Regions from separate parts of the Homo sapiens genome. Here region 2 is linked to region 1. A link is an interaction called in ENCODE POLR2A ChIA-PET data of the cell type or tissue named here. Cell type or tissue: OCI-LY7. All regions are shown on one strand. Links, peaks and the distances in the headings refer to the core of each region. The heading gives the core; the rest is flanking DNA.

Evidence for each region. ChIA-PET counts read pairs that join two places held together with the same protein. Peaks named below come from ENCODE experiments on the same cell type or tissue, not always from the same donor. Only the 100,000 strongest peaks of a DNase experiment are listed, where the experiment ranks them.
Region 2: POLR2A ChIA-PET joins it to region 1 with 7 read pairs; 2 of 35 experiments call an interaction of 5 or more read pairs at or near these places.

Annotation. Positions count from the first base shown.
Region 1 is chr2:231,611,345-231,617,145 of GRCh38, reverse strand. It overlaps LOC105373928 (a long non-coding RNA gene), which reads right to left and starts at 5,380. Exons shown (of 2, transcript XR_923987.2): 1 at 4,261-5,380; 2 at 3,561-4,174. RefSeq lists enhancers at 2,098-2,177, 2,114-2,408, 2,129-2,774, 2,775-3,421, 3,788-3,837 and 4 more and a silencer at 2,578-2,957. In OCI-LY7, for the core only: CTCF peaks have their summits at 1,832, 2,983, 4,225, 4,426 (motif pointing left) and 2 weaker places; DNase peaks (open chromatin) are centred at 2,305, 3,245, 4,015, 4,415 and 3 weaker places; H3K4me3 peaks cover 3,357 bases; H3K27ac peaks cover 3,868 bases.
Region 2 is chr2:232,463,043-232,468,843 of GRCh38, reverse strand. No RefSeq gene overlaps it. Among named protein-coding and RNA genes, the nearest start is that of ALPI, 9.8 kb to the right of the region's middle. In OCI-LY7, for the core only: no CTCF peak of the experiment used is centred there; DNase peaks (open chromatin) are centred at 1,973 and 2,403; H3K4me3 peaks cover 1,431 bases; H3K27ac peaks cover 2,235 bases.

The DNA.
Region 1 (5,801 bases), core at 334-5,333:
GAGGATGACTTGAGCCCAGGAAGTTGAGGCTGCAGGGAGCCGTGATTGCACCACTGCACTCCAGCCTGGACAACAGAGTGCAATCTTGTCTCCAAAACAAAAATAGAATATTCTCAGCCTGAGCAAGGACATGGAGATTGAAGGGTGAGCAGTCGATATGACAGCTGAGGATGAAGGAACAGCAAATAGGATTTAGTGGTGCAATCACCTCATCTCTGAGTGACAGAACTTTTGATGTTTGCCCCCTTATGGGAGTCACAACTGGGATCAAGCACCTGCCAACGGGCTCTTTTTCTCTCCTGCTGCCCCAAGGCCGGCCCTGGTCAGGGAGGACAGGTAGAAACCATCTGACACCACTTGAATTGGCACCATTACTATTGGCACCACCGGAATTGACTAGATCTTAAACATGACTTACTCCTCTGTGCAAGGTGAGGGAAGAAGAAAGGAGATGCCAGAGTGCTATCATTTTGGGAACTGGATGGCATCCTGCTCACCCCAATATTTTTAGGTGAGTCTAAGGAGGGCCTGCTTGTCTGATCGGTCTAGTCAATATCAGTTAGCATACTAGGTGAGGAGTTGTGCACCTTGAAGGCCTCTGTTGCTATGGCGTTGAGGGGACTGATGGAGGAGGGAAGCAGGTATCTCGGTTAAAGTTCCCCTTATGGCAGGGCTGGGCCCCAGCCAGGGGCTGTGCCTCTGCTCCTGGAATCTCCCACCAATTCTACAAGGGCAAAGGGCATCTGAGTTATCCTGTGAGCAGCAGGGAACCCAGGTGTGGGATCAAGGCTTTATTTTTTTTAATTCCTTTAATTAATTAATTTTTTTTTTAGAGGGAGTTTCGCTCTTGTTGCCCAGGTTGGAGTGCAATGGCGCGATCTCGGCTCACTGCAACCTCTGCCTCCAGGGTTCAAGCGATTCTCCTGCCAAGTAGCTGGGATTACAAGCATGTGCCACCACACCCGGCTAATTTTGTATTTTTAGTAGAAACGGGGTTTCTCCATGTTGGTCAGGCTAGTCTTGAACTCCCAACCTCAGGTGATCTGCCCGCCTCGGCCTCCCAAAGTGCTGGGATTACAGGCGTGAGCCACCGCGCCTGGCCCTATTTTATTTATTTAGAGACGGAGTCTCGCACTGTCACCCAGGGTGGAGTGCAATGGCACGATCTCGGCTCACTGTAACCTCTGCCTCCCGGGTTCACGCGATTCTCCTGCCTCAGCCTCCCGAGTAGCTGGGATTACAGGCGCACACCACCACACCCGGCTAATTTTTTGCATTTTTAGTAAAGACGGGGTTTCACTATGTTGGCCAGACTGGTCTCCAACTCCTGACCTCGTGGTCCGCCCGTCTCGGCCTCCCAAAGTACTGGGATTACAGGCGTGAGCCACCGCGCCCGGCCAGGACCAAGACATTCTCATCCTGGGATGGTTGGGGATGGGGACTGGTGTGCTGCCTCTGAGAGCAAAAAAGAGGGTCGAGAGGGGAGGCGGCCGAGACACAGGGACACCTTAAAGAGCAGGCAAAGCTGATCAAGAGGACACCTGGAGGAAGGGCCCTTCCAGAGCAGCCTGCCCGTTCCCTCATGACTGGTTAGGCCAGGGAGCTGGCGCTCAAAGCTGCCGACGGGGCATTCCCTCTCACTTGGCACAGCAAGACAGCTCTGGGTCTCTGACCCTTTGCGGATCCGGGTGTCCCTCCTGCTTCGTCCTCCTCCCACCCGCACCTCCAGATCTTTCCCCACCTGAAGGCATGGCTGCCTTCTGCCGGGCTGTAGGAAGGGCGCCACCTGGGATTCCAAAAACCCCACAGAGGCAGGCACCTTTCCCCAGCCTGAAGCACCCCATGCGTATCTGGCTTCTCCTGCAGGGCAAACAGCGTTTCTTACACTTTTCCCGCCAGCATAGCCAGGCAATAGCTGGGAGGCCCCCAGGCGCGCAAAGTCGCAGCGCGCGGAGACACAAACTGAACTCAACCCGGCGCGGGCAGGATCGGTGGCGGACGCGCAGTTCCCACGGGCACGGGGGATCTGAGAGGGTCCTGGGGCTCTTGAGCTTGACCTCACTCTCAAATAATCCCCCCACAACTCCCTCACCCCGCCCTGCTCCTTTCTCCAAGGCCTCTCTTCGGTTTATCTCCACTTCCTTACTGACAGCGGGAAGGGGGTTAAGGGAGCACGTAGTCGTCCCCCAGCCGTGTCGCTTTCCGCCCCCGGTTGAGCCCACTTTCCCGTGGAGGGGGGAGGTGTTTCCGCCCGGGAGCTGCTGCGCGCGGTGATCACACGGAGGTCTCCCGGGCGCGCCGGGCCACGTGCGTGCGCGCGCGCGCGCGGGTTCCCCCTCCTTGGTGGACCAGGCCTCCCAGGGCCCCTACTGCCCCATCTGCCCCTTGGTGAAAACGTGAAGCCTTTTGCAACTGCGAAGCAGAGGAGACCTCTGTCCTTTCCAACGTACAGCCCCAGGGAAGGACTCAGGGCGCGGGCAGCGCCTTCGCGAGATGCCGAAGCGCGCGGGCCCGGTGACCGTCAACTTTGCGCACAAATGTGGGGCTGGGAGGACGCAGGTCCTGGAGGCGGGGACAGTGGACAGAGCAGCGCGTCTGGAGAGAGGGCTAGGATCCCTGAAACAGGACTCGGGGGCAGCCGGGGCAGGGGAGGCTGGGGGCGGGGAGGCGGCTCGCCAGTGCTCCAATTGAGCCCTGGAAAATCCCAGGCGCGCAGGGAGAGGCGGGCCGCTTCGCGGGCAGGCCGGGGACGGCGGGAACAAAGGCGGCCCGAGGCCGGATGCAGTCATGGAAAAACCCATCGGGGCGCCTGGGTGGGGGCGGCGCGCTCCCGGCAGACTCGCCGCCCTAGCAGGCCGGCCCGGGCGGGGCTGCTCTCGGCCCCCGCCCCGGAGCGCGCCTCGCGGAGCAGAAAAAATCCCTGGCGGGGAGGGGGCGCTGGTCTCCGGGACTGGGAACCAGAAGCTCCCACGTTCCAGATGCCGCGCACCGCGTGCTGTCGGCCGCGAGGGGCGAGCGGCCCGGGCTGGTACCCGCGGAGCACACCCGGGGCTGCACACGGCCACCTGGTTGACTAGGGGAGGCCGGCATCTCGGGGGCGCGCACAGAGCCAGGCGCGGACGCCTGTGCCGAGTTGCGTCTGGCCGCCACCGGCTCCTGCACACACATGATCACTTGCACGCACGTGCGCCCACACACGCGAGCTGCCTACAGCTCTCAGGGCAGAGGGAAGGAAACGGTTGGACAGAGGGGGCCGAAATAGATGTTCGTTAGGGCGGGTCCCTGGGGCTAGATACAGAACCTCAAGCTGGGGGCGGGGGGCCTTTGAAGAAGCTACGGTTAGGCCCGCCCCCCATTTTACAGGTGCAGGGACTGGGCCTCCCCGGCGGACGTGCCCAGGTCCCGCCCCAGGGTTAGAATTTCCCTCCGGTGAAGGACGCTGCCGGCCCAGATCCTGGTGCTGTAAACCTGGCTGGAGCCGGGGAGGCAGCACGACGGGTTTTTTCTATAGAAAAGGAAAGTGTTGGCTCAGGTTGGACCCAGTGACTCGAGGCCTTTTCCAGTTCTGACTTTTTATGAAGAAGGAACTGGGCCCAGAGGCCATAAAAGGAGTTGGTAGGAGCTGAGAGAAAACCTTGGTGCCTGTTTTGGCCTCAACCACAGGCTCTTCCTGGTTCAAATGTCCCATTGTTTATTCGTGCTGCTGCCTACCGTGGGGTGTCGAGGAGCAAAGCCTGACCCCGCGGGGTCCCTGGGGTGGGGAAGGGATGTCAAGCAGGACAGGGCTGCAGAGGGGGCTCCCGGCTCTGCCCAGATGGGGAGGGTGTGGGATGGGTGGCTGATGGGGGTCCCTGGAAAACAATGAAGCAGGTGCCCAGGCTTCCAGAAAGTTCAGGTTGGAGAAGGGGCAGCTGGAATTGTTGCTGGAACACAGTGGGGGAATAGGTTGTGGTGTTGGCCACGACTCAGAACATAGGATCAACGGGGGGCGGGGGGGGAGACCCCGCTAGGCAACAGGGCCAAATGAGCTAGCATTTGCTTGTGGTCCCATTAGGAACTGACCTTGGAAGCAAATGACGCAGCGCTGCCTGTCCCTAGCCTCTTGATCTTACCCAACATCTTTGGGCCTCAAATTCCTCATCTGTAAAATGGGAGCAGGCACTCCTCCACAGGGCTGGTTTGGGAATTGAAAATGGGTATATGTAGGTTTCCGTCCCCCCTTCCCTTCTCCCTCCCAGTGGGGCAGGGACGAACTCCCACCTCCACTCAGCATCTCCCGCGTTTTTGCCACTTTTCAAAGTCTCTGGTGCCTGCTCCCCGGGACTCCTTCCAAGGCCTGGTTTCTCGCGAGCAGGTTGTTGGGGGGGTGGTGGGGGGTAGGTTCAGTAAGAGGAAGGCTGGGGGAGCGGCGCCCCCTGGTGGCCAGTTGCAGGAGAGCCTGGACGGGCCCTGGGGACAAGTCCAGGCTAACCTGGTTAGTGCCGGATGGCGTCTGGCACGTGAGAACCTCCCAGGGGCTGACCATGGGGCTCCACTCAGGGAGGCTTCCCTTCTGACTCACTTTCCCCGTTGAGTAAGCAGAGAGAATGCTGGTTCCCCACAGCAGCGTTTCCTCTGCCTTCTCATGGCCCAGCTTCTTTGGCCTCAACAAAGAAGGAACTGTTGAGGCCAAAGTTCCTGCCCAGGAGGAATGAAGGAACCTGTTATTTATACTGTGCCTTGCAGTTTCCAAAGCCCTTCGACGCACATTACTTGTCCTGAGGTGCGCTGCGGCGCTAGACGGAGAGAGGATCCTGGTTCAGACCAGGGCTCCAGCCCCAGGGGTTAGTTGGGATTCTGCCTCCTCCAGCTGTGTAACCAGGGTGACCTTCAAAACATTGACTAACCAGTAGGACAGGCATCGGCCAATCAGAACAGACCCTGCCACAAACACTAGGTTTAGCCAAATGCCTGTGTCCTGGCCGAAGAGTCTGGAATAACCCCCACCGCACAGGGCCTCAATTTCTCCATCTGCAGTATGGGATAGTGCCGGTACTAGCTCCACCTCATAGGGCTTTAGATAAGTTCATGCACGGAAGGGATTTGCAAACCAGGGACTGGCCCACAGATAACATCCCAGGAAGCACCAGCTTTGTTACTTGTCCTGCCTCCTCTCTGCCAGAGGTGAGTCACAGACTTAGTGACTCAGGGTGGCTGCCACTTTTGAGGGAGTCTCCCCAACTGAGTCCTCTGTGTGCAGCTGAGCTCACCTCCTGCTCCCTCAGGACCTCCTTCTTGGGAGCAGCCTCACCTATCCTGAGGCATCCATAAACCCCTGTGGCTGAAAGTTTTCTCTCTGACTCTGGTCCTGATCCTCCCCATGCCTCAGACCTCCCCTCTCTGCTGTCCCCTGAAGCCCCCCTCTCCACCCCACCCCAGCCAGACACTTCCCACAGCACGTCTCTCCCAGAGCCTGCCTGCCCTCAGCCCACCTCCTAGCCTAGAAGCCCAGAGCCATCCTGCCCCAGCCTCTCTCTGCCCCAGGGCAGCTGCTTCCCCCTCTCTGAGCTCCAAGGCACCTCTCAATGTCTTGCCCCTATTACACCAACCTCCCATCTGCCCGCAGCCTCTGGCCATGCCCCTGTCCTTGTCTCTGGTGCACCCGCTGGATTTATCTCCCTAAAACACAGGCTGCAGTACTCCCCGTCTCAAAAGCCTTCAGTGCCCCCTCCTGGCCTTCCCAATCCAGCCCGCACTTTATTCGTCATCACAGTTACCATTTACTGAGCGCTCCCCACCTTTCTCCTGTACCAAGCGTTTTA
Region 2 (5,801 bases), core at 445-5,444, 850 kb before region 1:
CTACTAAAGATACAAAAATTAGCCAGGCATGGTAGTGCATGCCTGAAGCCCCAGCTACTAGGGTGGCTGAGGCATGAGAATTGCTTGAACCTGGGAGGCGGAGGTTGCAGTGAGCCAATGTTGTGCCACTGTACTCCAGCCTGGGCGACAGAGTGAGACTCTGTCTCAAAAAAAAAAAAAAAAAAAAAAAAGATTATCTCTGGGATGCAAGTTTGGTTCAACATATGCCAATCAATGTGAGTCACCATATTAGAATGAAGGACAAGAAATCATATATTCATCTCAATAGATGCAGAAAAAGCATTTGACATAGTTCAATCCTTTCATGGTAAAAAAAACTCTCAACACACTTTGAGAGGCCAAGGCGGGTGGATCACGAGGTCAGGAGATTGAGACCTTCCTGGCTAACACGATGAAACCCCATCTCTACCAAAAATACAAAAAAATTAGCTGGCATGGTGGTGGGTGCCTGTAGTCCCAGCTACTCGGGAGGCTGAGGAAGAATGGCATGAACCCAGGAGGCAGAGCTTTCAGTGAGCCGAGATCGCACCACTGCACTCCAGCCTGGGCGACAGAGCAAGACTCCGTCTCAAAAAAAACAAAACAAAACAAAACAAAACAAAAGACACTCTCAACAAAGTAGGTATGCAAGGAATGTTCCTCAACTCAGTGAAGATCATGTATGACAAGTCCACAGCCAACATCGTACTCAACAGTGAAAAGTTGAAAGCTTCTCCTCTAAGATCAGGAACAAGGCAAGGATGCCTGCTCTGTTCCACATGGTACTGGAAATCTTAGCCAGAGCAATTCGGCAAGAAAAAGAAATAAAAGGTATCCTAATAGGAAAGGATGAAGTGAAATTGTCTGTGTTTGCTGACATGATCTTATATATAAAATATCCTAAACAGTTACCCCCAAAAACCATTAGAACTGATAAACAAATTCAGTAAAGTTCCAGGATACAAAATCAACTTACAAAAAGCAGTAGTGTTTCTTTATACTAACAACTAACTGTCTGAAAAAGAAATTAAGAAAACAATCCCACTTAAGAGAGCATAAAAAAGGTCAGAGTGCAGTGATGCAATCATAGCTCACTGTAACCTTGAACTCCTGTGCTCTGGCAATCCTCATGCCTCAGCCTCCTGAGTAGCTGGGACTACAGGTGCATGCCACTATGCTGAGCTAATTAAAAAAAAAATTTTTTTTTTCAGAGATGGGGCTTGCTATGTTGCCTAGTCTGGTCTCAAACTCCTGGCCTCAAGTGATCCTCCCACTTCGGCCTCTCAGAGGGCTGGGATTACAGGCATGCGCTACTTTACCTGGTCTTGGACAATGGGGGAAGAACGGTCTCTTAATAAATGGTTTTGGAAAAACTAGATCTCCACATACAGAATAATGAAAAGGGGACTTTATCTTACCCCTTATACAAAATCAACTCAAAGACTTAAATGCAAGACCTGAAACTATAAAACTACTAGAAGAAACGTAGGGCAAAGGCTCCATGCCATGGGTCTGGGCAGAGGTTTCTTGGATATGACCCCAAAAGCACAGGCAACAGAAGCAAAAATAGACAAATTGTATTGCATCAAACTAAAAAGCTTCTGAACAGCAATGGAAACAGTTAATAGCGTGAAGAGACAATTCAAAGATTGGGAGAAGACATTTGCGAATCATACACTGGTAAAGGGCTAATATCCAAAATATACAAGGAACTCAAATGACTCAATAATAAAAAACAAATAACCCTATTTTAAAAAGGCAAAGGACTTGAACAGACATTTCTCAAAACAAGACATACAAATGGCCAACAGTTATATGGAAAAGTGCTCAATATCACTAATCATCAGAGAAATGCAAATTAAAACCACAATGAGATATCACCTCACACCTGTTAGATTGGCTGTTATAAAAAAGATGAAAGATAGTAAGTGTTGACAAGGATGTGGAGAAAAGGGAACCATTATACACTGTTGGTAACATTGCAAATTAGTACAGCCATTTTGGATAACAGTATGAAGGTTTCTCAAAAGACTAAATATAGAATTAACTGGAGGGCTAGGTGTTGTGGCTCATGCCTGTAATCTCAGCCCTCTACTCTAGGAGACCAAGGAGGAAGGACTGCTTCAGGTCAGGAGTTCAAGAGCAGCCTGGACAACATAGTGAGATCCTATCTCTAAAAAAAAAAAAGAGAATTACCTGTATCAAATAATCCAGCAACCCCACTACTGGGTACATACCCAAAGGATTGAAATCTGTATGCGGAAGAGATGTCTGCACTGCCATGGTCATGACACAATTATTTACAATAGTCGAGATATGGAAACAACCTAAGTGTTCCTAAACGGGTAAATGGATTTTTAGCACGTGGTGTATTTACATAACGGAACACTAGTCAGCTTTATAAAAACAGGAAATTCTGTCATTTTCAACAACATGGATGAACCAAGAGGAAGTGAAATAAGCCAGGCATAGAGGGGAGGTGAACGGGGAAGGGGAGAGGTTGGTCAACAGGTACAAAGTTACAGCTACTAGGAGGAATAAGTTCTGCTGTTCTATTGCATAGCAAGGTGACTATAGTTCATAATAATGTATTGTATATTTAAAAATAGCCGAAAGATGAGATTTTACTTTTTTTTTTTTTTTTTTGAGATGGAGTTTTGCTTTTGTCACCCAGGCTGGAGGGCAATGGCATTATCTCGGCTCACTGCAACCTCCACCTCCTGGGTTCAAGCGATTCTCCTGCCTCAGCCTCCTGAGTAGCTGGGATTACAAGCATGTGCCATCATGCCCAGCTAATTTTTGTATTTTTATTAGAGACGGGGTTTCGCCATGTTGGTCAGGCTGGTCTCGAACTCCTGACCTCAGGTGATCTGTCCTCCTCGGCCTCCCAAAGTGCTGAGGTTACAGGCGTGAACCATCATGCCCAGCCAAAGATGGGATTTTAAATGTTCTCATTACAAAGAAATAATAAATATTTGAGGAGGCGGATATGCTAATTAGCCTGACTTGATCATTCCGCAATGTATACATGTATTGAAACATCACATTGTACCCCATAAATATATACAATTTTTATTTATCAATTAAAAATAAAATAAAACTGGCCGGGGCATGGTGGCTCATGCCTGCAGTCCCAGCACTTTGGGAGGCTAAGGCAGGTGCATTGCTTAAGCCCAAGAGTTCAAGACAAGCCTGCACAACATGGCAAAACCTTGTCTCTATAAACAGTACAAAAATTATCCAGGTGTGGTGGTGCGCACCTGTAATCCCAGCTACTTGGGAGGTCACTTGAGCCCAGAAAGCAGAGCTTGCAGTGAGCTGAGATCGTGCTTGGGAGACAGAGCTAGGCCCTGTCTCAAAAATAAAATAAAATAAAATAAAATAAAATAAAATAAAATAAAATAAAATAAAAAAGAAAGAATAAACACACACACACACACACATAAAATAAAAGCTATAAACACATCCACATATAAAGCAACCCCACTGGTCACAGTGAATGCCTCCTCCTCCCCAGCCTCCCCACCACCCTGGTGCAAGGTTCAAGGTGCCCAGAGGGCTACACGGTTCAGTCCCGAGCTGGGCCTGTGTCCAGCATGAGCTCATCAGGTTGCAAGGGAGTAAGATGGGTTCCTGGCTTCCCCAACCTCAGCTGCCACCCAGGATCCCGTAGCCTCTGGCAGCAGCTCACGGCTGGTTCATTGGACCGGCAGGCAGCTCAAATCCCCAAGAAGCTGTCACATGGTGCAGTCAAATCGCATCTTTCCTTGTCTATATTTTGCATAAATAATAATTTTAAAAAGCTTCTATGATCCTGTGGAACCAAACCATTGCAGGGACTGCTGTCAGGAATCTGTGTGGAGAGATCTGAAGGCAGCTCCTTGGGGAGAATTTTCCTTTACTCTAAGGAGCCCAGACAGGGTGGGTGGAGGTGGGGAAACTGTGCTGGCTGATAACAAATTTGCAAATCTGGTGAACAAAGAAAGTGCCAGAACAGGGTACCAGGGCCTGGCCACCTCCCTGTTAAGGGTGGATGGTGGCCTCATCTTTTGACAGGGGACTTCTGTTTCCTCCTTGAAGGGCAGCTCAAGAGCCATGTGGCTGGTTCCCAGGCACCATGCCAAGCGCATTAGCAAAGACTGGCAGCCCCAGTGGCAAGGTTCTATCAAGGGGAGCTTCCAGCTGCTTGTTGGTGTTGGGGTCTGGTGTGTGCACTGGCAGTCAATGGTCAGCTGGGGTCAGTAGACCCTGGGGCCGCCTTAGATGAAGGGGTGCAACTGCAAATCCCACACAGCTTCCGGAAGGCCTCTGGAGCCCCTCTGGGAGGCTGAGATTCAGGGAGGCTTCCTCTAGGGGCAGAGGCCAGTTATGCAGCTGCTAACCTGGTGGGGAGGCCTGTTCCTAGAACCAGTGGGGCCAGGGCACGATCAGATGCAACTTCAGCACCCAGGCCAGAATGGCACAGCTGGGATCCCCCTTGAGTCCTCCCGAGAGGCTGCCGGAGTGTGCTCCTCTCGCTGGATCTGGAGGCTTCCTGTGCCAATCACTGGATCTGTGCAGGGGCAGGGGTTCAAGGGAACTCGATGGGCAGGGGGCTTCGAATCTGCTGGGGACTGAACCTGTGGTGCCTTCTGGGGTCTGTGCTCTGCAGGGAGTGAGATACCCCTGCTCACAGGGAGTTGCTCAGCCTGGGCATCCTGCCCAGTACTCAAGTACTTCAAAACTCACCTGGACCTTGGGGTTTGGTTAAAGGGATGTCAGGCACTCCTGAGTGCCTACTGTTTGCTCAGCTCGCCATATGCCTTGCCACAGCCCTGAGCAGTGGGCGCCCCAAGAGCTCATGTTTAATATCAAGTTCCATGCTGGCGCCTTCACCCTTCATGCAGGTACCACCCCACGCAGTTCTCTGGTGTCCCAGAAGAAGGGAATTTGGTGCCCGAGACCAGGGGTTGATGCAATACCCACTCTGGATTGCACGCTTTCAGCGGATTGCGGAGGATTAGAGTTTAGTGCGTCTAAGTGGATTGATGGATTATATGATCTTGTTTTTTTTTTTTTTTTTGAGACAGAGTTTCACTCTTGTTGGCCAGGCTGGAGTATAATGGCACCATCTCAAAACCTTCGCCTCCCGGGTTCGAATGATTCTCCTGCCTCAGCCTCCTGAGTAGCTGGGATTACAGGCATGCGCCACCAAGCCCAGCTAATTTTGTATTTTTAGTAGACACAGAATTTCTCCATGTTGGTCAGGCTGGTCTTGAACTCCCAACCTCAGGTGATGGCCGATCACCTCAGCCTCCCAAAGTGCTGGGATTACTGGCGTGAGCCACCGCGCTCGGCTTATATGATCTGGTATTAACCGAACTCATCCCCCAAAATGGCCAAGTGGCTCACACAAGATTCCTGTAAGGAATCTGCAATGAACACCAGAAATCCAGAGCAGGTGAACCACAGCAGAAGGGAGAGCTGAGAATTCCTTATTACTCTTGGCTGAGCTCAGGGTACAGACCTGACCAGAAGTTAGCCCCTAAAATAAAAAATCAGCAAACAAAACTCTTTGAATTTCCCCCACTCTGTGGTTACTGCTGAAGTTTGCCCCGGGTGCCTGGTGCCTGGAGCTATTAAGTCATCAGCAGTGTGAAATCCTCATGGTTGGCAAGGTGTCTAAAACTAAGCTTTCAGAACCGAAGAGAAACCTGAGCAGTTTTTTTCCCAGCGGTGTTTAAAGTTCTGTGCTGTTCAACCCAGTACTTCTTAGTTATTTCCCTAAGCAATGATAAATATTTGGAAAGCTCTTTTAAAGT